4 separate regions of the Homo sapiens genome follow, and all the other regions are linked to region 4. The links are chromatin contacts, found by Hi-C or POLR2A ChIA-PET in ENCODE. All regions are on one chromosome and are shown on one strand. The core of a region is the stretch at or near the end of the contact, and the rest is flanking DNA. Distances in the headings are between cores, read along the strand shown. Region 1 overlaps TEX41 (testis expressed 41). Region 2 overlaps TEX41 (testis expressed 41). Region 3 overlaps ARHGAP15 (Rho GTPase activating protein 15). Region 4 holds the start of QTMAN (queuosine-tRNA mannosyltransferase).

Region 1 (6,266 bases), core at 434-2,933, 670 kb after region 4:
TGTTATGTTAAAGCATTGAAAAATTTCATCGTGGTGCTTTTCTCAATTAATATTTATAGAGTTGATTTTATGACTCTCTCAACAAAGTGACCAAAATATTAGTTATATTTACAATAGTTATAAATAAGTGCTTAGATCCAAAATCACACAGGAAAAGTCTTTGTCTTATTTTGTGTCATATTCTCCTTCCTCCTTGTCATTAAATAAAAATCTCAATAACTGTCATTTAACTAATGGTTTATATAGGGAGCCTTCTTCTTAGAATTGCCAATAGTCAAATAGATCTTGATAGCACTTAATTTTGAGTATTTGGGTGCAAGAAGTTCCACAAATGGCTTTTCTACTCATATTTTTAAGGGTTTCCTTCTCTCTTCCAGAGACTGTTTCTTCTGCGTGAACTGTAAAAGGACCTCTTATGCTTTATCTTCAAGCCCAGCAATGAATGTAAGGTTCAGAAAATTTGACAGATATCCCCCTCCACGACTTATCTTTTAAATGAAAAATAAATTTAAGAGCAATACCAAATGATTTTGACCAAGTTTGGAAAAAAATGTACTTGTTTAGATCTGTCTTTGCTGGCAAAATGATGGAAATTTGTGGTAAATATTTGAATACCATTAAGAAAACCTAATTTGAAGATTCAGGCTCTCATTGTCTACTATATGATGTGCCTGCTCCTTGGCAGAGCATTTAAAGTGTTCCATAGCATACCACCAGGCTACTCTTCTATCTTTATCCTTGTCCATGAGACAAATGAAACTGCTTGTCATTCTCTACTTTTCCTAATTATGTTCTCTAGACCTGAAATCTTTTGCTGTCTTACCAGATCACTTTCTTTCTCACCTTTCGTTCAAAACTCTCGTATTCAACACTCTCCAAATTTTGATGACTTTTCTTTCAAGGCCTGTCTCAAATGCTATTTCCACCATAACAGTGTTTTGCTATTTTTCTTAAGGCATTTTTCATAATTTGCTACTTTAACTTTGTAAAACTCATGCTTATTCCTGTATTTGTTACTCTGCTTATTGTAGTGACTTGCACATGTCATGCAATCAGTAAATATTTTTTGAATTAAGTTGAATCACCCCTGCTGACAACTCCTATTTACGTAAGACATTGGGAAATTATTCAAATCACAGAATCATCTTGTTTGCATCGACAAAGGTAGTCTACCGGGCTCTCTCCATTATATTGCCTCATTAGGCCTCATTCACCAAACATGAGTTGAACACCTACTAATTGCAGCATGCTGTGTTGCTCTGTCCTGTAAACAGGACCACGTATAATTACATAATCATACATCAGGAAAAATATATAATTATGTGCATCTCACATATTCAAAATAACTTTCTAAAATAAAATAATTAGACTAACTTGATATCAATTAAATCTTGTCCAAATAAAGACTGAATATTCAGCTTTGTTCAATCTCTTGTGAATGCTGATAAAGAGAGTCAATCTTTCCACTTGAGAAAAACAATTATCACATATCTAACCCAGGCACTCATTTATTCAATAATTTTCTCTACCAAAATTCATACGTAAAGAAAAATGTGTTTCATCTCAGCACCTTGGTTGGTTTTCAAAGACGCTTATTAGGATTTGGTTTCACAGTCTCTGATTTTAGATAGGTCTCTTAGGATTGGTTATAAGAGCTGAAGCCTCGGAGGCAGCAAACAATTGTGGAAAATCTGTGAAGTAATGTTGTCCTTGCAACATTTTCCGGCCTACTTTTCAGGACCCATGGGATTCAGATAAGCACTAAGTGTGTGTCCAAAAAAAACCACTGAGGTTTTTAAGCCACTGTCCATCCTTAGTATAACTTTTTCATGAAAAATTAACTTAATAGAATACACTCTTTTTCCATGATTAAAAAACTTAAGAGATCAGGGACTACCTGGGCATGTGTGATCTGACAATTCACTGTTTTAATTTAAAATGTCCAGGCAGTATTGCATTCATAAAATGACCGCACTGATATGTAAGCCAAAAAGCATAAGAAGTGCATTATGGGTAAGAAGTTTATTTTTGTTATTCTTTTGAAATCTTCAGCTGGTATTAAAAACAGATCTTTTGAGCTAGAACAACAGTCGTACAGGTAGACTTCCTACTTTTGGAAAAGATCTGGTCTTTAGCTTATGGGAACCGAGCCGAAGCAGATGTGAAAAGTTCAACTAAAGGAAGAACAGATTAAATGCACTTTTGTGGTTGAAAAACCAAAACAGATGTTATTATTAAACCACAGAAACCTGGGTGCATTTAAGTAACACTAGGTGTCTGAATTTTACATTTGTATTTAAAATAATTAAGGCATTTTAAAGCCACAGAGGCTATTGTGTGCTATCAAACTCTTAATGTTCAAATCAAAAAGTTTGCATATTAAAAAACTCTCAGAAATATTGAGTGTCTGCCATTGTGTTTGTCATCATCTGAAAATGAGAAAGAAAGCATCTGACAATTAAAAACAAAACCTTTTGGTGATGTTTACATTATTTTTCAAAAGCATTTTGAAACCATTCATTTGTGTACTTTTGTTTTTTACATCTTTAGATAGCAAGCAACCCTGAAATGTCTAGATTACTGTTTTTACAATGTAAATCTTAGAGAGATTAAGTCACAGAACAGAATTAAGATGTTGCCAATATATGAATTCACAGGCCGTTGTTCCACTAACTGGAATACTTCCCTACTCATGACAGCCTCTACCATGGGATACAAAATGGTGTGGGAAAGCAAATACAAATCAAAATTGTCCCACACATTCATGCCTACACTTTGATATTTAATTTTGAATTTCTCCATAAATTTTGTTCTAATATGCCCTCTCTCTACTTCAATCCAAAGAGGTTAAAAGTCCAAATCAAAAGCTGTTGTCCTGTGAAAAATCCTGTACTAGAGAAAAGCCAACAGAGAGAGAGGGGGGGTGGAAAAAGGAAAGGTAATAGTGATTCATTTCATAGTTAGATGCCCTCAATCATTAATCTAGATATGTTCTACACACTGGGCCAAAAGGGATGCATTTAGATAAAATGGACCTTAAGGATGTAATCTTTTACCTCTATTTGGAAAAATAAGTGTTGCATAATGTGGGATGATTTATGAAAGAGCTGGGAGGATGCCAAGCTTCTATATTATGTAGTCTTTGAGTATTGGAAGTGGAAGAATTTTTATTAATTATCCATTCCCATTGGAAGAATTCTCTTTTCCACTCTGGATCTCAAATTAGGAAGGAAATGAGGGTGACTTATAAATTGTTTTGGATTTTTTTTTTTTTCAAATCACACATGCTTTTTATCTCTACATGCTCTTTTAGAAAGTTCTCTGAGATGATCCTGACTCCCACCCCTGGTTCTCGCATTCTGCCACCCCCTCCTTGAGAATCCCAGCTTTTTAACATTCAAGGTGGGACTGACTACTTCTTCAGCTGATCACTCTAAGCTATTAATGATATGGCCAGACTGCTACAACCCCCATAATTTATACAAGACTTTGTATCATCATTTTGGTTACATGTTGAACTCATAATATTTTAGATAAAATTTTGTTAATTAAATGTGCTCTCATAATTTCATGTTTCTTTTACATTTTAAAAATGTGACTACTAGAAAATTTAAAATGACTTATTTGGCTTACATTTGTGGCTTGTATTATATTTCTGTTGGACACCTCTGCTGTATCTGGTAAAGAAAAGGATAGTGAGAGAAATATGTGACTTCTAGGGGAAAATGATATAATGCATCACTTTACTCTGAGCCACACTCCACCATTGGTGGCAACAGTTTTTAATATGTGTGGAAAGCATTTAAAAACAAGTTAGGTAGTTAGCAATTCTTGGAAGAAATAATGGACAAGATCCCAGAGCAAGCATCTTTCAGTTGATCGGGCTAATCGTGATGGAGAGGAGAGATGGCAGTTCAGCAGGGATGCTGTGAGGGGAAGCCCCTGCCGGGCATCAGCACTGTGTGTAGGGACTAGTTACCTATGGATGGAGTAAGCTGCACCCCCCAAGGAAGGTGCATTCTAGTTAAGACTTAGATGTGGATAATCCAGTGTATGGAGTTCTTTTGAGAAACTGTAAAAGGGAGAAACAAGAATACAGGGGAGAGGTGAAACTTTCTAACAATTAGAAATCATTTATTAATGTTTAAATTTCATAAATATCCATTTAACCTCTTTTGAGGTCTATTTAAGCCTTTTTCTAGTCTGGGGAGGGAACAAGAGGGAAAATAAAAACTTCTCTCTATATCCATGATGTTTGCATTTAAAGAAAATAGAAAGATGGTAACAAGCAGACAAATTATGTCAGGTTTTTTTTTGTTTGTTTGTTTTGTTTTTGTAAAGAAAATAGAACAAAAAGATAAAGAGTGAGGGCATGTTGATTTGGAAAAGGTGGTTAGGAACCCCTTTTTGAGGCAGTGACCGTTAAGCACAGACCTGATGGAAGTGATAGAACAAATCAAGCAGATAACTGTGGAAGATATTCCTGGCAGGAGAGCAGCCACTCAAAGCCCCTGAAGCAGGAAACTGCCCTGAGTGTGTTTGAGGAATAACAAGGGACCAGTGATGCTATAGAGCAGTGAGTGACTGAGAGAGTGCCAGGAGGTGAGACTGCAGAGAGAATTGGGAATCTGACTTATCCTTGGAGAGATCGGGTCTCCAAGGATAAGCGATGGCCAGCCTCTGTAGGGCTTTGAGCATAGTACTGATATTATCTGGCTATGTTTGAAAGGATCCCTCTGACATTTAAGTGGAAACACAGATTCTAGGGAAGCAAGGGGGAAGAAGCACTGGTGAGGAAGCTGTTTGAATAGGCTCGGTGAAAGCTGGTCATAGTTTAGAGGGCTAGGAGTGGAGGTGGTTAGAAGTGGTTAAATTTAAAATAAAGGCGTTTCCGACTTACCATTGTTTGACTTACAATTTGCAAACTTTACGATGGTATAAAAGTGATACACATTCAGTAGAAACAGTATTTTTGAATTTTGATCTTCTCCCAGGCTAGAGAATGCAGTACTACACTCTCTTGCAAACCCACAGTTCCCAGTAAGCCATGTGATCACCAGGGGAAACAACTGATACTCTATAATGTGGAGATGCTCCTCAACTTACAATGGGGTTACATCCCAATAAACCCATCCTAAGTTGAAAATATCATAAGTTGAAAATGCATTTGATAAACCTAACCTACCGAGCATCACAGCTTAGCCTAGCCTACCTTAAATGTGCTCAGAACACTTATATTAGCCTATAGTTGGGCAAAACCATCAGGCAACACAGTGCACTCTAGAGTATCTGTTATTTACCCTAGTGGCCACATGGCTAGGAGCTGTGGCTCCCTGTTGCTGCCCAGCATCATGACAGAGTATTGCACTGAATTTTGCTAGTCTTGAAAAAGGTCAAAATTCAAAATTTAAAGTTCAGTTTCTGTTGAATGCCTATTGCTTTTGTACCACCATAATGTTGAAAAACCATTATAAGTCATGTACCATCTCTACTGCCAGATGATTTTTCCCAACTATAGGCTAATGTAAGTGTTCTGAGCACTTTTAAGGTAGGTTAGGCTAAGCTATGATAGTTTAGGTATACTAGGTACATTGTTGACTTACAATATTTTCAACTTAAGATGGATATCAAGACATAACCCCACTGTAAGTCAAGGAGCATCTGTATTTCATGAATTTGAGCCAAAGGCTTTTCTTGATGGGTTGCATTTATAGACGAGGGAATGAAAATAATCAAGAATAAACCCCAAATTTGGGCCTCTATAGCTATAAAAATGGAATCACCATTTATAAAGACAGAGAAATATGTAATAGATAGTAATAAACCAAAGATGCATATTGTAAATCACAGGATATTTGCTAAAGGGATAGCTAAAGAATGAATAGCTAAGAAGTTAATAAAGGAGAATACCAAACGATGAAAAATATTTGATTAATCAAAAAGAAAAAGCAAAAATGAGAAAAAGTCTAAAACAGGTGGATTAAATACAATAGAAAACAATATGGTACAGACTTAAATCCAAATATATGCAATTCCTTTAAATGGACAAAATATTCCATTTTAAAAATCTAAGCTGACAGAATGACTTCAAAATATAAATTGAGAAGGAAACTGTGGAGTAGGAACAGGTATAGATGAATGAAAACGAGTGTTCAGTTTGGAATGTATCAAGTGGAGAGGATTCCTTGACTGTGGAATATTGAATTCTGGAGTTCAAGAGAGAGGTCAAGGTTAAAAATGTCAATTTGAATCCCCAGAATTTTTGA
Region 2 (6,126 bases), core at 169-2,668, 610 kb after region 4:
CTCACTCATTCACGAACTAAATAATTCACTCACGAACTAAATAACTCACTCACTAACTAACTGGAGTTCAGCATTGCGGGAATTATAGGGTTGGCACCCAAAGGAGGAAGAGAAAACACTTCTTGTTGCTTTCAATCATTCCTTGTCTATATGCTTTATTTTTCTCTTGCCTTAGTCTAGTCACAAAAACTACAACTTTGAATTAGTAAGGAGCAGAGCTGTGAGTTAAACCTATGCAGTGTGGCTTACGGTACCCACATTCTTAACTACTCACTCTAGAGCCTGTGAACCTGAGAGAGTTACTTTCTTTTGGTAAACTTCAAAAAAATTCCATCTCAATTGCTTTGGCAACTATTAACCTGAAACTTTCTTACATGCAAGGCAAGTTGAAAAATGTGGTTAGCTTTAAGGTAAAGGGATCTTTTCAGGACAAAACTACACATTGATGGAGTTCTAGGTCACAGTTTTCAATGATATGCATATATACAGATAAGATCCAACCCTTAAGTGGCTGTGAATTATGGATTAGCTCAAGCATGTGCAATTCTATTTAAGATCTATAACAAAAGATCTTTTCTTTATGACTTATGTAGCTGGAGGCATTTGCACACTGTAGTGAGACAGTGTGGAATCAGTTGGTCCAAATCAGTTGGTCAATTCACTTTGAGCATGCTAATGCAGAACTAGAAAGATGCACCACTTTGCTTAAAAAACCCCAATGTCTAAAGCATCTCTTGACAATTAGGGGTGGGTTACCTGCCTGCCCTTTCAAAGCAGTGCTTACGTAAGTGACTGTCCAGTGATTTTACAAAGGTTTCTTAGATGACATCTATCTCCCTCCTTTCTTGGATTGATAATTTCATTAAAAGCCATTCTACTATTGTCATTTTGCTATCTCCACTTTAATGTGGTCTGTGGTGTTCATTAGATCCAGCATGTTAATGGCATCAGCTGGGTTTAGGTTTGATTGCAGCTGAACCTCACCCTTGCTAATCACTTAGCTAACATATGCCAATATCATGGTACCTAATGACTCCTTCAGCAGAGACTCCTTTATATTCCTGTATCTGCGCCTCTAAAAGACCAGAGTAACATGGATTATCCGTGTGAACTGCAGGATGGGGAGAGTACCGATGGCTTTCTCTCTTTTGGATAACAACATGTGTACTGGGTTCAGAATCTTTTAGCTTGGTTGGCCTTTTTCAGGGATCCTTTTAAATCTCTTCCTTTTCCTTAATGAGGTTGTCACATGCGGCAAAAATCACAGGCTTGCAAGTCCAAAAGAGGAGAGACTTTTTCATTTTGCTGCTTAATTTGTGAATCCATTTCTAGGCCTTAAAGTGGAATATCTCAGAGTAATCTTCGTTTGCTTTCTGCAATCTCATTGTTCCCTGGGGACACAGAGTGAGTCCAAGAGCCAGTGGGAAAACATTGCAGATCTACTGAGAACAGTACACTGCTCTTTCGAATCGTTGGTATTCTGAGATAATTTTGAGTTTTATATCTTGTTTTTGGTTTCCTTTGATATCTGAGACCTGAATAAAAGGCACTGTTCGATCTCTTTCTTTCTCCCTTTTCCCCAAATGTCATTACAGAGGGAAAGATGAGGGCCTAATATTGAGGGCCTGCTGGCTTGGGGAGTGTGGGGGAACAGCAGAGTGTGATGGCAGAGAGTAATTCTGCTTCAGGGAGGATACTGCCCAATTTTTTAAACTTAATAGGATTAGTCATGGGAACTATTTTTAGCAGAAGTTCAACTTTATCCATGTATTTTAATGTGGGAAAATTGTGTCCTTTTCCCTCTGCTAATGTTTGATGTATTCCAGCCCTCCTGTGAGCATGTTTGAGTATCTTAGGGGATCTGGAGTGGAGGAGAACTTCCTCTCGGATTCTCTCTGTTTTCTTTCGTGAAAATGACATTCCAAAGCTGTTTCACTTTCTGACAGGAAATGGAGCCTTGCCAAAAATGATTAAAGTCCAAGAAAGCATAACAGTTCCAAAGCTACAGCAGTTCTTTAGGAGTCCTGAGTTTGACATTGTGTCAAACAAATGTGAAATATTGTTTAATAAATTTGAATAATACAGAGATAGGAAAAAATCATTCTTGGCTTATAGCAGTAGTGGTTTGTATTAAGTATGGAAAAGACTACCTACATCTAATAAGTTGAAATACATACGTAAATATACTTGTATAAGGTTAACTCAGCTTATGACTTTATTCCACTGTATACTAGATATATGTGTGAGACAAAAGTCTTATTTGAAATACATGTAAGTTTAAAAATATGTGTGTTTCTCAAATGTTGAAGGTAAACAACCTCTGGTTATGTGATCTAACCCATTCATAATAGATTACTATTTTTAAATATTTCACAATGAATTCAATAAATTCATCAGTAAAGTCACTTAGACCCAAATAGTTTTATTTAAAAGGGTGAAACAATAATTGAAAACTTTAGTCAATACTGAAATCATAAGCTTAAAAGGCTTTTTATATGAAAAGAGTCTCAATTATTTCACTGACAAACCCAGTTGTTTTTATTTTTCCACCAGAGAATTATGCATTTATGTAGATAATTATGTACCCTTCAGCAAAATAAAACTGGACAAGAAAAAAATCTCTCTCCAATCAATAAAATATAGCACTTCTCTGAAAAAAAATCTTTGCGTGAAACACTTTTAAAATTTTGTTTTTAAAACACCTTTAAAAATTATTTAAACAAACCAATTTCATCACTCATTTCTCTCACTTTTTTGGTCTATATTTGGAATATATGTTTTTAGTACAAGAAGTTCAATCTTTTTTGTATTCACTGACATTTGATGAATACCACAATTCATGACCACTTTTTAGACAAGTTAAATTGATTAGAGAAGTCATTCATTGTCACTGAGTACCATTTGTCACTTCATAAACAGCTACAATCTGCTGCCTACAAATGCAGAGAGACCGCCAAATAAATCACATCAAACGGTGGGAGTAGATACTATCCCTTCATCTGTAATTGGTACAGCCCTCTCCTGTCACATTTGTTCATTCTTGTGATTCTGGTGTGGATTGACACTGACACAGACCGGGCAGCCACTGTCTCAGACGATAGAGAGTCTGTGCTTTGGTGATGTACATGCTAATAGATACCCATCAGAATATTACATTAACATCACCAGTGTATCAAACGTACAACTTAACCATCTAGATATCTGATGAGATGCCCATATAGACCTATTCTAACAGGAGATAAGCTCTGTGGCTTTGAAAAGAAATTGATAGATGCCAAAGGAAACACATGATTAACAGATATGCAAGAAAACAAACAAGCGTAGTTTGCATGTCTGTTTCATTGGACAAAATTGTCAAGCTCTAAAGTTTAATTTCAGTCACATTTTTATAAAATATGATAAATATATACACCGTGGTTTTGCTAATTTCAGAACATCTTTCATTTTAAGAATTATTTTTATTTCCATATCGAACAAAAATGGCACTGTTACAGTTAACACTTGATATTATCTTCTAGATTGAAGCTTTAATGAAAATCTGCTTTCTTAGGGTCAGGACTCTTTCACCCTGCATATTTGTGCTTGTGAACGTGTGTGTGTTTACACAAGTTTCCCTATATATTATAGCATATGCAACACTAACATTAAAAATTAACATAAATTAATGAAGACAATATACTTCCATAATGTCAAATCTTTAAACACTGTAGACTCCAGGGAAATGGAAATGGACTTCAGTTGTTGCTGAAACGTCTCTAATATATTGTATTCCACTCTGCAGAGATAATGGCCATGTCTACATGACAAACTGCAAAATTCAGTATCATATCAGATCTAGATTTTTTAATGGATTTTTTACTAGTTGCCAGAAATTTTGCATATATTATCTCATTCCACTTTTGCAGCAAGTGAGAGAGGTGGGTATTTTATTCCCATTTCATAGATGAGGAAATAAGGCACCAAGAAGATAAATGATGTGCACAGAATCACCCAGAAAGAAAAAGAACTAAGATCCTGAGCTCAGGACTGTCTGGCTCTAAACCCCTTTATGTTATGATATGTTCTCAAAACAAATATTTGAGAAGTGAACACAAGAATAATGACAACCAAGCCAATAATAGCTCCTCTGAAAATGTTTCCCCTTCTCTGAAATATGGTATTACAGGATCTTGGAAGCAGAGGGATCTGCAGAAGTGCTTGCAACACTTTCAGCCTTAACCAGCATCAGAGACAAAAATCCTTTCTGGAATGAGGTGGGTAGGCATGGGACTGTTGGAGGGGCACATGAAGATTCTATTCACCGCAGGTACACAAACAAGTCAGTCATGGAGATGAAAGGTTCAAATCTTACTATTTAGCCAAAATCTACCATAATTTTTTGACCTTTGTGTTAGTCCATTCTCATGGTGCTATAAGGGCATACCCAAACTGGGTAATTCATAAAGGAAAGAAGTTTAATTGACTCACAGTTCCGCAGGGCTAGGGAGACCTTAGGAAACATAATCATGGCAGAAAGGGAAGCAAACACATCCTTCTTCACGTGATGTCAGCAAGGAGAAGAACGAGTACTCAGTGAAGGGGGATGTCCCTGATAAAACCATCAGATTTCATGAGAACTAACTCACTATCATGAGAACAGGATGGGGGAAAACGCCCTGATTCTATTATCTCCACCTGATCCCTTCCATGACCTGTCGGGAGACTACAATTCAAGATGAGATTTGGGTGGGGACACAGCCAAACCATATCACCTTCTATAAAGAAAATAAGCCCTAGGAAAAAATGCAGGAATATTTCTTTTACTGATGAATGGAACTTATAAACAACATCTAGAAGAACTTTTCAAAGAGTCTGCTACACCCTTCTTGGGATCTTATTCCCTAGAAAAAGTCGGATTCAATTGGGGATATGGAGATGTGCAAAGCATTAGAAACAAGTGACTGCAACTTTTTCCAAAAGATTCATAAATAGTAAATGACATTTTTTTCTGTAGGTTGACTCATTTAAGTTCTACCTGATATGTGTTTGTTAACATGGAGTATGCTTTAAAAAGGTGCAGTAAACCTATTGTTCTTTCCTATTAGATAGTTAAAAGGAAACATACATGAATTCATTTGAAAATAGGTTTAGGTAAATACATGGCACAAAGTAATTCTAGTTATTTGATCTAAGTTATGAAAAATGGTATGCTCCTACTGACAACACAGAATTGACCAATATCCAAAGCAGGCAGCTTTCATGGGACTGTGCTCATTGTCAACAAATGTTGGGAAAAGGTCAATGGTTAATTAAATAATCCATCACCTCAGGATAGAGAGTAGTTCTCAACTCTGACAATCAGTGACAGAAATATTAAAAGGTCAAAAAATGAGTTACAATATATTCTTGTTTGTTATTATGTATTATAAAGATGTGGCTCGATGCAAGAAGTAGAGGATACCAAAGGTTCACATCATTCTAGAAACAGGCTTCCAAGTAAATGCAGTTTGGATTATTTACTGGTATGAACAGCGTGAATTCCTCTGGAGCCATAGGCTTCTTTTGATTTGCACACTTTTTGAATAATACGCTTATGGACAAAGAACGTTTTGTCTCCATACTTGAGAAACCATGTGATGAGGGTGGAGTGGGGGTTCAGGGGAGAAGCTTCTTTTTTTGAGAATTGCTTTCCCTGGGGTCTGGTGATTTCAAGTTGCTATTTGCACTGTAAAAGAAGGTCTTTGCAAACGTGGTAGCTTTCATCTGCTGAGTGTACTTTCTTCTTATACTGTATAACTCTGTCATTCTCAGAGCATAGTAACATCTCCAGTTTCCTTACATCAAGTCCAGAATAACCCTTCTGTGAATTAAAAGCGCCATGCAAACTTGATATATTGATTTGACCTAATTTCCTTTTCCCAGCATTGGTTTATTCATTATGCTTTCCAGACTTTAGCTTTTGTTTTGTTTTTTATTCAATGGGAATTATTATTTAATTTGGGCTGCCTTATCTAGCAAAAATTCTTTCTCTATTACCCTCCCTCATTCCTTCTTCCTGCCCCAGAGTGCCGGTGATTCATTCTGAGTTTTTCAGTCTCAAGTGGAAGCATTTTTTTTCTTCTGTGCTATAGGTTGACTAAAAGAAAT
Region 3 (5,509 bases), core at 2,772-5,271, 600 kb before region 4:
TACTTTAAGGCATTTGCCAAAGAGGCAGTGTTTTTAGACAGCTCTTCTAAAGTAGCGTCTTTCTGTCTATGCCATCTGCAGATTTATTACTCTGCCTGAAAAAAACAACCAAAAAAAAAAGAAAAAAAAAAGCTTTATTTGAATGATACTGAGAGCCTGGTCTATAGGAAAGATTCCAGTATTGTGGGTACCACACCCACACCTACTGATGTGGTCCAAGGTTTTGCTTTAGAGGCACCTAATTAAGAAACCCTGACTCATTTACATGGAGACGTTTGATCTAAATTACACTCCAAACCACACCAAATTGGGAGCATCTGTGAATGTGAAATGTTTGTTCCCTGTGACGGCTAGAACAGGGCCAGCTCTGGACGGCACATGTTCAAGTGACGAAAAATATTTCACATGTAACGTACTTCTGAGACCCACTTTTCCACTAATAATTCATAGTGAACCTAACCAAGTATCTGTACCTCCACAATTATTTCAGGCTGTGAAAAATTATGTCACTATTTTTTTCCTGCTGCAAGAAAGAAGTAGAAGACCACCTACTTTGTTTGCTGTCATTGATAAAGGGCCTTAACTGCAGCCAATAGCAAAAGGCAAACCTGGATAGCACAAAGGCTGGTCACTATATAGATATATAAATCTCAGCTTGGGATCCACAGACACAGAGCAGTGATCTAAAGGGCTAAGTCTCAGTTACCCCCTCCATCACTGCCCTAACCTCTTCCAGCCTTTCCACTCGGCTTGCTGGTTCTCAGCAAAGCTTTGCCTTCCAACTCCACTGAGGCTGTACTTGTATGCAAAAGAGCCAGCCCTTAGGATGAGGTGAGAATATTGATAGGGTAGAGGTAGCATCAACTGCAATTAGAGGACATGTCATTTCCACTGGGTAAAATGTCTAAGAAAGTAAAAAGAAAACATTTCTGCCATTGGATGTGATGAACAGTACTCAGCCTACAGTTCACACGAAAGAGTGTTGTATTTCAAGTATAATAAACAGAGTTTTATAGATACAGTCAATCCTGCACTTTGGTACCTGATGGCCGCTTTACCTTATTCGGCCATATATCACCTATATTTCAGTGGGAGTCCAAGGAAAAAGAAAGAAACTTTTAAAAAAATAACCTCAGGTTCTTTTGTTTAAGAAAGATATTAATGCATTTATCTGATGTACTGTTTTTTGCAGTAGCTAGAATGAGATTTGAATATATTAATATTTTCAGCAGCAGAGCCCAGGGACTCCAGTTAATAACTTATGGATGGCTACATAGATATACTTTAGACAGAGGTAAGGTTTTCAGCTCTCATGTTGGTAAGGCTCAGACAGATCGAATGAACGGGGCTGTTCTCCATGAGTCTTTGTTGTGGGCATGCATTGTAATGGTATGGAGACAGAGTTCTTCTGGTTGTCTACACAGCCTGGATTCAATAAACTGTTATATATGCATATTATGACAATGTGGTCAAGGAAACCAGATTTTTTTTACTCTACCTTCAAATGCCTATGGAGCCTAAATCTGGTGCTTATTTTTCTTGTCCTCATTCAATATGTTAACATATTCATAATTTGACACAGGTTACGTTTGTTTTATAATTAAAGTTATGGAGTTAGCTGGAAAAGCATTCAGACTATACTGAATTTTTTAAAAATGTGTATCTTTTTTCTATATTATACTGCAGTGTTCAATGTGAATCTGAAGTCTGGATAATCCCAGACTGTGTTAGTTTGCTAGGGCAGCCATAACACAATACGACACACCAGGCGGCTTAAAAAGCAGCCATTTATGTTCTCACACTTCTGGAGGCTGGAAGTCCAAGGTCAAGATATCAGCAGGTTTGTTTTATTCTGAGGTCTCTCCCCTTGGCTTGCACATGGCCACCTTCTTGCTGTTTTACCCTTCACGTGGTTTTACTTTTGTGCTTTTTTTCCCTGGTGTCTCTCTGCGAGTCTAAATTTCCTCTTTCTATAAGGACATCAGTCAAATTGGATTAAAATCCACCCTAATGGCCTTATTTTTAACTTAATGACCTTTTTAAAGGCCCAGTCTCCAAATGCAGTCACATTCTGAGCTAACGGTAGCTGGTGCCTTATCATATAAATTGGGGTGGGGTTAGGTGGGATAACTCAGCCCATATCACACACAAAGGGTATATTCACATCCAAGCTGTTGACATGCCCCGTACCAATGATGTATTTATTTGAGCCCCAAACTAAAACCTAAATTAATATTTGTAAGTCTGGAGTATTCTTCTAGTATGATTTTTCAGTCACATCCTCTATGGGAATGAAACAATGATGACTTTGTAAGGTTTAGGGGAACAAGCAGCAGCATGACTCTTCTCATACCTTCTTGCTAGACTGGAAGGAAGCAGTTCCTGTGTACAGTAAGTGTTACCACAGTGCCCGACCGAGCCCCACCCCGCCTTCAGGGACCCCGGTCTAGAGGCATAAGTGCCTCCCTCTCCATTACTGCCGCCCTCCATTAGGAGCAGATAATGCGTGAGCTACCACTCTCACAATAAAACATTGCACTTACACCACACCTTTCAACTCAGCATTTCCAAATGCTTGAAAAATCATTATTATTTTTATTATTTATTTGTGGAATCCCAGCAGTCTACTCAGCACTGGGAAGTGCAGTGAAAGCCACAGAGCTATGGTCTCAGTTACGCAGACTTAAACCGACACTCAAGTTTCCTCCGCGATGTACCAGTAAAAAGTCTGAAGGTGGACGTTTTTGCATGTGCATGCATAGCAAGAAAAAAAGTGAAAAGGCAATTTAGGTCTGAGTTACCCCTGCGGCTCACATACCTGAGAAAAGAGCCATTTGTTAGTATTGTTCTGATAAATGAAGGACCCAAGCAAGAACAAAGCAAGAAAGCAAACACAGTTTTAGACCCTACAGCTCAGAAAATGGAAATGCATTTCCCTAATCAAGGGCATCTACAATAACACTTTTAAAAGGATTATTAAGCAATGCAGGAAGTAGAAATCAATCAGGCTCTGCTTGTTGTTCACTGGTCATTATTTCCTGGGTCAAATCTGCTTGACATTCAATTTAATACAGTCTTTCATCAAGTCAAAAGGCCTTAGAGAGAAACTTTCACTGGCCACCCACATTTTCAGCAGGGCTGTTGCCTGGTCCGATTCACTTTTGTTTTCCAAGTCTTTACCATCATTGCATATTACGCCTACTTCTATTGAAACAGCTACTGCTTTTGATGATTTCCACAGTGGTGAACATATATTGTTCATCCCTGTAATGCTAGAAGCTGGTCCAGTGCTTGGCATGTAGTAGGTGCTCAATAAATATGAGATCTGTGAAAAACAAATTTTCACCTTACAAAGGCATTCTCAAAATGAATTTGACACATCCTGCTCTCTCTACAAAGTTACAAGCTAAGATAGATCACAGCAAAGCAGAGATATTGCAGACACAGATTGAAAACCAAGTGAAATAATGATTTAGATTGCCTTAAATCAAAGTGACTAAATGCATTTTTAGAAAGTACATGTTGAAAGTTATCTTGACTAGTCTTCCATTTAGCCAGGAAGTTTTCTGGAAGAAGTATAAGTTTAGGGATTTTTTGTGAGGTGAGAGGGAGAAATCATAAATAAGTATGTGTTCTAGAAAGTGGGGTAAGACCACAGAGGAGTCCTAAAGGTATTAATAGAGGTCAGGAATTGGACTTTAGAAAAACAGAAGAGGCAAGGAATTGAGAACAGAGGAAAATCAGATTACTTGGAGTGTTCTAATGAATGGCTTTCAAAGAAGATAAAGACCACCATATATAGAAAGCTACTTTGAAGATATAAAAGGGTTTGTTAGTAACATGACTGGGCATATACTAGAGTAGAAATTCCAAAATAAGAGCTGCCACAACGCAGCCAAAGTGAGAAGATATTTCTCTGGTCACCTGTGCTTGGTGCCAGCCACCATCCTCTACTGTTCTTCATTGTCCCTAGAGCTGGAGGCTTAGAAAGGCCTAGACACACACTGTAATCGTATGTCTCTTTCAGTTTGCTGGAGAGTGACTCACAAAAGGGTGTTTCCCGTGCTGACACAAAAGTATGCAATATTTCTTTGTCTTTCAAACTGGTAATTCATAAAGACTGTATACTATTCCGTATTGGACAATGTTGAGGCTTAAATATCCTAAGCCCCTTATAAGAAGGATGCTGCAAACATGAGAATAAGGGGTGTCTTCTGAAAATGAGTGAACTAAGCCACTTAGGAAGTTGCTGGCCTCATCTCGAAACCCACCAAATAACAGCAGTACAGCTAGAAATAGAGTTCAAAAGTCAAAAGTGCCTGGCTGCCCTAAAATTTTCTCATTGCATGACTTGGTTCAAGGGGCTTCATTATATTTTGTATTTAGATTTCACACGTTTATATTCCACAGTGCAGTGTCTCTTTAAAAATGTAACTGTTGAGTCTAAAAATCAGGAAGTAGTAAAGTGGCTTCCAGATACATATAGAAGGTTTTTGTTTGGGTGGTGTGTGGGAAGGGGTTGGTTTTGTTTTTAATTTTGTGCAATTTCAGTCCAGTCAACACCTAGAGCACTCCTTTAAAAAAAAAAAAAAAAAAAAAAAAAAGGGAAAAAGGCTTTTTTTTTTTTTTTTTGATTCAGTGTGCACAGAATTTATTGCAGACATCTGGGAGTTTAACCAGAGACATCCAAGAGGCCAGTAGAAGTGGAGCAGCAATAGAGAGTAATAGTTGACTTTTATCCTCATTTTTAAGAGGGAAATGGTCTATTGGTTTTAGAGGTGAAACGCTAGAAAGGAAACTGCTCAATCCTCTCATTTCAAAGATGAGCAAACTTGGGACTTTCCCAAGTCATCTAGCCACTTTGCATGTTCTATAACCCAAATTTACTTTAAATTGTGGAAAGAAAATGGAAATAAACTACCTTGAAGGCATTTGAGCTCCAACTGACTAATTATTCTAGGTCGTTAAATACAGTTAGAGTTGTTAGATTTTCTGGTTTCCAATGGGGGTAATTCCATCACAGAGATTCCTTTTCTATCAAATTGTTGGTGCTTCATTTTCTTAGCTCTGCCTGGTGGTCTCTATTACCTCCATATAAGAAGGCTTTTCTTTTCCACCAAATGAATGAATTTTCTCATCAATTCCAGTCATGCCTCATACATCTCCCTCTCTAGGACTTTCTCCACACTCGTCCCTCCAGTTCAGGTTCCTCTGTGCGCTCTCTGCCTATCCCAGATTCTACCACTTCTTCAGAGGACCTGGCTCAATATCCTGCTCTTTTAGATCTGCTATTCAGAGATCTGGTCCTAACTGCAGAGACTTTTCCATACTTTGAATTCATAGCCTTTCTTATGAATAGCTGTAAAGGTGAATTTGATGCTTGCATATAGCATAGTGAATTTAGGGCAAAGGCTATGCTTATTATTTTTTGATTCTTGCAGAATAGCACGAATAGACACAACTTATTGAATACTAACCATATGTCCCATATCTTGCTGAAAAATTTTAA
Region 4 (5,504 bases), core at 706-3,205:
TCAAAAACACTGGAAAGTAATGTTTAAACTCACAGAATGTAAATACTTCCTAACTATGTACAATTCATGGCATTTTAATCTAATGGGTCCAAATCATAAATTAAGGAAAAAAATTTCATTTAATTACTTGGCTTTTTAAGATACCATAATCAAACAAACTTTAGTACCATAATCAAACAAACTTTAGTACAAGAGGTCTGAATTACCTAGTTAAGTGTTTAGTTAATGAAGACTACTAGTTCTATTCAGCTCCTGCTAAATCTCATCAAGAAACTGTCTTCGATTCTTAATTTCTCTATAAAATAATGGGATTGGATTATACTGTTAATGTTCCTTAAACATCGAAAATTCTGTATTTCTGTGATGCATAAGATTAAAATGCCAACACAATTTTCAAATCAAGACTAAAGAAGCCATCTTAACCTTTGCAAACTGGTGATGTTAAAAAATTTACTATTTCCTACCTTATTGCAAGTATCATGCTTCAGATTTTACCTATTCATTGTTTTCAAGCATGTCAAAGAAAGTTTCGTGATTCAAGAGGTACTCCTCTAATCCTCAATACTAAAACTGTTTCATTAAATACAGTACAGGACCCTAAGGAAAATGTATACCAAAAGGGAGTGGGAGCCGAGAAGAATCTAATCCAAGTCAGACCTGGAACGCACTAATTAAAATTCAATATTTCACTTGGTATGTGGGTTCCTACATGAAACTCCTGTCATGGTTAAAGCTTAAGGTTAAACACGTTAATAGAAGCCAATAGAATGGCTCTATTGAATTGTACTGAACTTCTTTTTCAGCAGCTCCTTTACCTAACCACTATTTTAAGCTTTAAAATCAACTTCAGGGGTAGGCACCAAATAACCAAGTGAGCCACGGCAGCCGGGGCTGCAAACTGAAATCCATCTCGTATGGAAAATCATCATCAACTCACGTTTTCCATTTCAAACTGCGATACAGGTGGAAGAAAAGCTGTAAAAGCCTTCTCTTTGAAACTCCCATCACACGGCCTCAAGGCATTAACTTAAGAATCTCAAGATAACCTAAAGCAGCACAGTTGTCAGAAGACTCTAAAAGTTGTATGTGCGAGAGAAGGCAAAAAAACTACTTCGGGACTAAAGGTTAAATTTCGCTGCTGCATTCCCAAGACTTAAATTCAGAGAATCTTTCCACCTGGACAGAATGGGATTGTCTGGATCCCGATGAAAATGGGAAGTTATGTGCTTAATCCTCAGACGAGGGATTCCGGGGTGGGGGGCACAGTGAGGGTCTTCACACTCGGCTGGCAGAGAGGAGTGGGGCGCTGGGGAGGTCTGGTAACTGAGGGCGACTAGGAGCCAGAAGCGAAGCTTTCCGTCAGGAAGGCCTGGGGCTCGCACTGCAAGGGGCCAAGCGCCGGGCAGCCTGGTGGTCGGCGAAGCACCCCAGCCAACTCAGGCCAACCCGGACGCCCGGCCTCCCTTCTCCCGCGCGAGGGCGACGTGCCCCCACCCGTCCTCTCAGCCTGCGCGAGGAAGAAGCGGAGCGCCGGGCCGCAGAAAACCAGCACGCACGACATGTAGGCACCAAAAAAACGCAATTCGAACACGACCAGTTTGCAGAAGGCACAAAATGCCACGGCGTGACGCCCCATTCCGAGCGCGGTGCGGACGGCGGCGCAGGGAGCGCAGCGCGTGCGCCCGGGAAGCGCGCGGCTCTCAGCTCCGCCTCCCCCACACCCCCCGCCCCCGGCTCCCCGCGCCGCAGCCGCCGCTGCTGCCCCTCTGGGATCTCCGCGCAGCGCGGCCCCGCGAGGCGGGCGCCGGGGAGGGGAGGGGAGGGGCCGCGCTCCCCGCCTCCCCGCTGGCCCGCGCGGCTCCCCAGCCCGGAGCCTACTCACCTCCTCCTCCTCCTCCTCCTTGTCTCTCCCTCCTGGCCACCGGCGCGGCCCAGCCGGCGACGCGCTGACGCCGTGCCCCTCCCCCGCGGCCGCCGCGGATGCCGCCGCCCCTCCCGGCCCGCGGCCGCCTCGGCCTCCGGGCGCGTCAGGCGCTGGTCCCGCCCCTCGGCCCGCCCGCGCAATCGAGGCTCCGCCTCTCTGCGCCGCCCGGACTCCGCTGGCGCGAGGTCCCTGAGTCAGCGGCGCTCCCGCCCGCGCGAATCGCTCCGCCCCAGCCCGCGGGCTCGGCTCCTCGCACCTGCCCACTGTCCCCCGGCCTCGCACTGCTCCCCACCTCCCTGTGCGCCCTTTCCCATCTCGTCAGCACCCTGTCCGCCCTTTCAGCTTTTTCGTACTCTTTCCCCAACCTCCTAGTCCTGTTCTAAGCTCGCATAGTCACCTTCTCTTTCCTTCTGGAAGGTCTGTGCTGTTCATTAGGTCGACCTCGGATTCCCCGTGCAGTTTTCCAGCCGGCCCGTTGCATCTCCTTTCCTGGTCCACTCCCCGGCCTACTAGAGCCTCAGGGCCCCTGTGCGGGTTCCTGGCTCCCTTGCCGACACCTCTACCTGCTCTGCAGCCCGGAGCTCCTCCACAGCTGCTTTGCCAATGCCTCTTAATATCCCTCCTTCTGGACCTCCTCGATTCCCTCCTGGCAAGGCTCATGCTTTCCTTTATCTCCATTTTTCCCGTCCTTTCGGTTCTGACTACTCCACACACTTCTGATGCAGTTTGAGTATTCAATAATTGCATATTCGCGGTCCCATTTACACGAGGAGAGTCACATTGAGTAATTAAAAATCACAAAGCAAAGCGACAGCAGTGGAGACCATCATTTGACTTGCATAGTTCCATCTATATTTTCCTTATGCAATAATATTCTCATTGCCACTTGAATTTCAAGGAATGGGATTTTCTGTTGGGGCTTAAAATTCACAAATGTTGGATGTTTTTTCGCTGCGACCTAATTTCACTTTAGCTCTTTTATTTATAGAATACATAGTAGAAAGAGTACCAGGAAGTCCCAGGTGTTCTTGACTGTAAAGTGAGGAATGTGTCCCTTCGTTAAATTCCTTTATGAAGTAAAGGATCCTTTCTAAAGTAAAGGTTTTTGTATCTGGAAGGAGGTTGTAGGTTAAATGACTCTGGTGAAGGCAAAACATGCAAATATAACTGGATGTCTGGTTTATTAAGTAACTTCATTTTTAAAACTGCAACTCGGAAGAGTTAGGCTGTGATGTGGAAATGAATTAGGAAACATACCAAAATAAAGGAAATCGATTAGGTCTTTGTACTTATATCCACAAGTTGCTTTAAGTTATGTGAGTAAACATTCTTATCCTTAAATTGAAGCGTCGAAACTATCTTCCGTTCCAAACAAAATCCAGCTCTGTGTGGACATTCAAAGTTTAAAACCATTGTTGAATTGAACAACAGCATTGTAAGCATTTGAAAGCCTAATAAACCATCTGTCCATCCACTTTCACACAAATTGAGAAACAGAAAAGAGTAAATGCCAAAACCTGAAAGTGAGTGTTCTGACTACACATGAAACTAGTAAATCCTATTACACAGAATAAAATACAAAATGCTTCTCCACTTACGATGGGGTTACTTCCCAATAAACACAATGTAGGTTAAAAATATTGTAAGCCAAAATTGCATTTAATGCTAGCAACACAGCAGATGGTCCTCGACTTCCAATATTTTCAACTTTAGGATGGTATGAAATGTATGTGCATTCAGTAGAAACCATAACCCCATCATAAGTCATAAGAAGCTGCTCAACTTACCATGGGGTTACATCCAGATAAACCCATTGTAAAATGGAAAAATTCTAAATCGAACCACAATATCTGAAAAATCCTAAAGTTTATGGCTGCCATTTCATTGTTTTAAAAATAGAATTACATAATTTTATAATTAAACTGGTTCTTAAAATAATTGGGAGTCTAATCCTTTCATTTTAAAATGAAAAAAATTTTTAAATCTTTTTTAATCTGATTAAGAACTGAAGCCCAGAGAGGGTAAGTTGTTTACCCAATATTACCCAGCTTAATTGGAAACAAAGCCAGGGTTCAAACTCAGACTTTCTGTCTCACATACCTGCCAGCATCTGGCTCATGTTAATATTTAACACTTATATAAAGCTATTCAACATCAAAATTCCTTGACTTTGCAGCTTTGCCTACATGGTCTGAGTGATGTATAAAATTGCACTTGGCATTAGCTAGGAAGGTATTTCTGTCGAAGCTGTTTTGTCCCACTGGTTTCAAGGATTCCTGTTGCACAACTTTCATCTCAGTCAGGGTTCATCTGCATGATCCAGGCAATTCTGGCCAGACCTCCGGAGCCATGAACCAACCAAATGCATTCATCCTCGGTGGTGACAAGGTCTTTGCCTAATTGTAAGAATTATTAAGACCCTATTGCCAAGAAAATTACAGCATCACCGGGAAGGTAAAATATGAAACACAAAATGATAATTCAACACTACTAACGAAGGATTCGATTGTAAATTACCAATTTTAAGATGGAAAATAATCCATGTAAATTAAGGGAAGACTTCTTAACAATAACAACAAAAAAGGACAAAAAGTGAAATTTAGAATTTAGGTTGCCTTATGGAGAAAAAAGGTAAAGGAAATTGCTTAAATAAAGAAGTTAAGAAGAAAATAAGCACATCAATAACCAAGAAAAAGATAGGAGATCAGCTGAGGTAAAACAGGAGATTCATTTTAGAAACAACAGAAAACTAGCTGAAATAATAGAGTAGGATCATTGATAAGGGGCCTAAATTTGAGCCTGAGATATTTATTCTAATAGGAAATCATCTGGGTGGACTTGCAATGGGGAAAGGAGGACAAGACAGGGGGACCATAGCCTTGTCCAGTTCTGATGAAGCAAATAGAATTTAAAAGAATCGTTGGTCGTAAATGCAACTAAGGAAAGACTTGGGTTCACTGAGTATATGTAAGAATCAAAGATGAGAATGAAGTCCAAGATGACTTTAGGATTGTAGCAGGAGTCAATAACAGGACATACAGAACTTGGCACCTTAGAGTTGGAAGATGATCAACACTCACTGGTACAGCCTCTAAATTGATAGACAAGGAAGCCAGACATTTTCCCAAGGTAGACCCTCATCGTCACAAACTCATTCCAGAAAACTGTAGTTTACTGTTTAAATAGAATTAGAAGGTAAAAAAGGAAATGCTCACCCTGCTCCTGTCCCTGCTGGTGTTTTATGGTCAGCTAATTTTTATTTCTACTTCAGCCCCACTGATATAAAAGTGCTCAGTAATCCAGCATATAATATTACAATAGGAAATAAATCAATAAGTGTTTGTTAAATAAGTACCAAATGCACTTTGGTATGTTTCTACTCAGAACTCTGCTAGGTGTGGAAGCCTAGAAAAGTATAAAAAGGGAAGGGCCTCTGCCTTTCAGAAGCTTACAATCTGGTTGAAGAAAAAAGTTCAAAGCACCTGACACAATAGAGAGTAAATTCCATGGACGGTAAGAACAACATATGTGGACTGGAAGGTATGTTTATATAGAAACAGGGAGGAATACTGTTGAATGG

What was found. Hi-C counts contacts between places; a loop is a spot of excess contacts on that map. ChIA-PET counts read pairs that join two places held with the same protein, here RNA polymerase II (POLR2A). Pooled maps may share reads with other maps.
Region 1: a loop to region 4 is called in a map of cardiac septum, with 5 times the contacts of the local background. The contact joins the enhancer-like site here to the promoter of QTMAN in region 4. A Hi-C loop is called at or near these places in 1 of 168 maps with a recorded cell type or tissue (cardiac septum) and 4 of 50 pooled maps. POLR2A ChIA-PET finds 5 or more read pairs at or near these places in 1 of 52 experiments (PC-9).
Region 2: a map of ascending aorta shows a loop between it and region 4 (2.4-fold over the local background). The contact joins the enhancer-like site here to the promoter of QTMAN in region 4. A Hi-C loop is called at or near these places in 3 of 168 maps with a recorded cell type or tissue (A673, ascending aorta and mammary epithelial cell) and 7 of 50 pooled maps. POLR2A ChIA-PET finds 5 or more read pairs at or near these places in 1 of 52 experiments (PC-3).
Region 3: a loop to region 4 is called in a pooled map, with 4 times the contacts of the local background. The contact joins the enhancer-like site here to the promoter of QTMAN in region 4. A Hi-C loop is called at or near these places in 2 of 37 single-sample maps with no recorded cell type and 8 of 50 pooled maps.

What each region holds. Positions count from the first base shown.
Region 1 is chr2:144,997,524-145,003,789 of GRCh38, forward strand. All of the region lies in intron 3 of TEX41 (testis expressed 41), which reads left to right. Among named protein-coding and RNA genes, the nearest start is that of LINC01966, 120 kb to the left of the region's middle. Within about 2 kb of position 1,684, at least 4 of the 41 ENCODE cell types and tissues checked have a DNase peak (open chromatin) inside an H3K27ac peak, as active enhancers do.
Region 2 is chr2:144,936,693-144,942,818 of GRCh38, forward strand. All of the region lies in intron 3 of TEX41 (testis expressed 41), which reads left to right. Among named protein-coding and RNA genes, the nearest start is that of LINC01966, 58 kb to the left of the region's middle. Within about 2 kb of position 1,419, at least 6 of the 41 ENCODE cell types and tissues checked have a DNase peak (open chromatin) inside an H3K27ac peak, as active enhancers do; they include A673 and PC-3, where a contact is called at or near this core.
Region 3 is chr2:143,726,315-143,731,823 of GRCh38, forward strand. The region is part of intron 13 of ARHGAP15 (Rho GTPase activating protein 15); the gene reads left to right. All of the region lies in intron 4 of ARHGAP15-AS1 (ARHGAP15 antisense RNA 1), which reads right to left. Among named protein-coding and RNA genes, the nearest start is that of ARHGAP15-AS1, 47 kb to the right of the region's middle. RefSeq lists an enhancer at 2,600-3,220. Within about 2 kb of position 4,022, at least 2 of the 41 ENCODE cell types and tissues checked have a DNase peak (open chromatin) inside an H3K27ac peak, as active enhancers do.
Region 4 is chr2:144,330,557-144,336,060 of GRCh38, forward strand. It overlaps QTMAN (queuosine-tRNA mannosyltransferase), which reads right to left and starts at 1,956. Exons shown (of 12, transcript NM_001376312.2): 1 at 1,883-1,956. RefSeq lists a silencer at 1,631-2,230 and an enhancer at 2,012-2,589.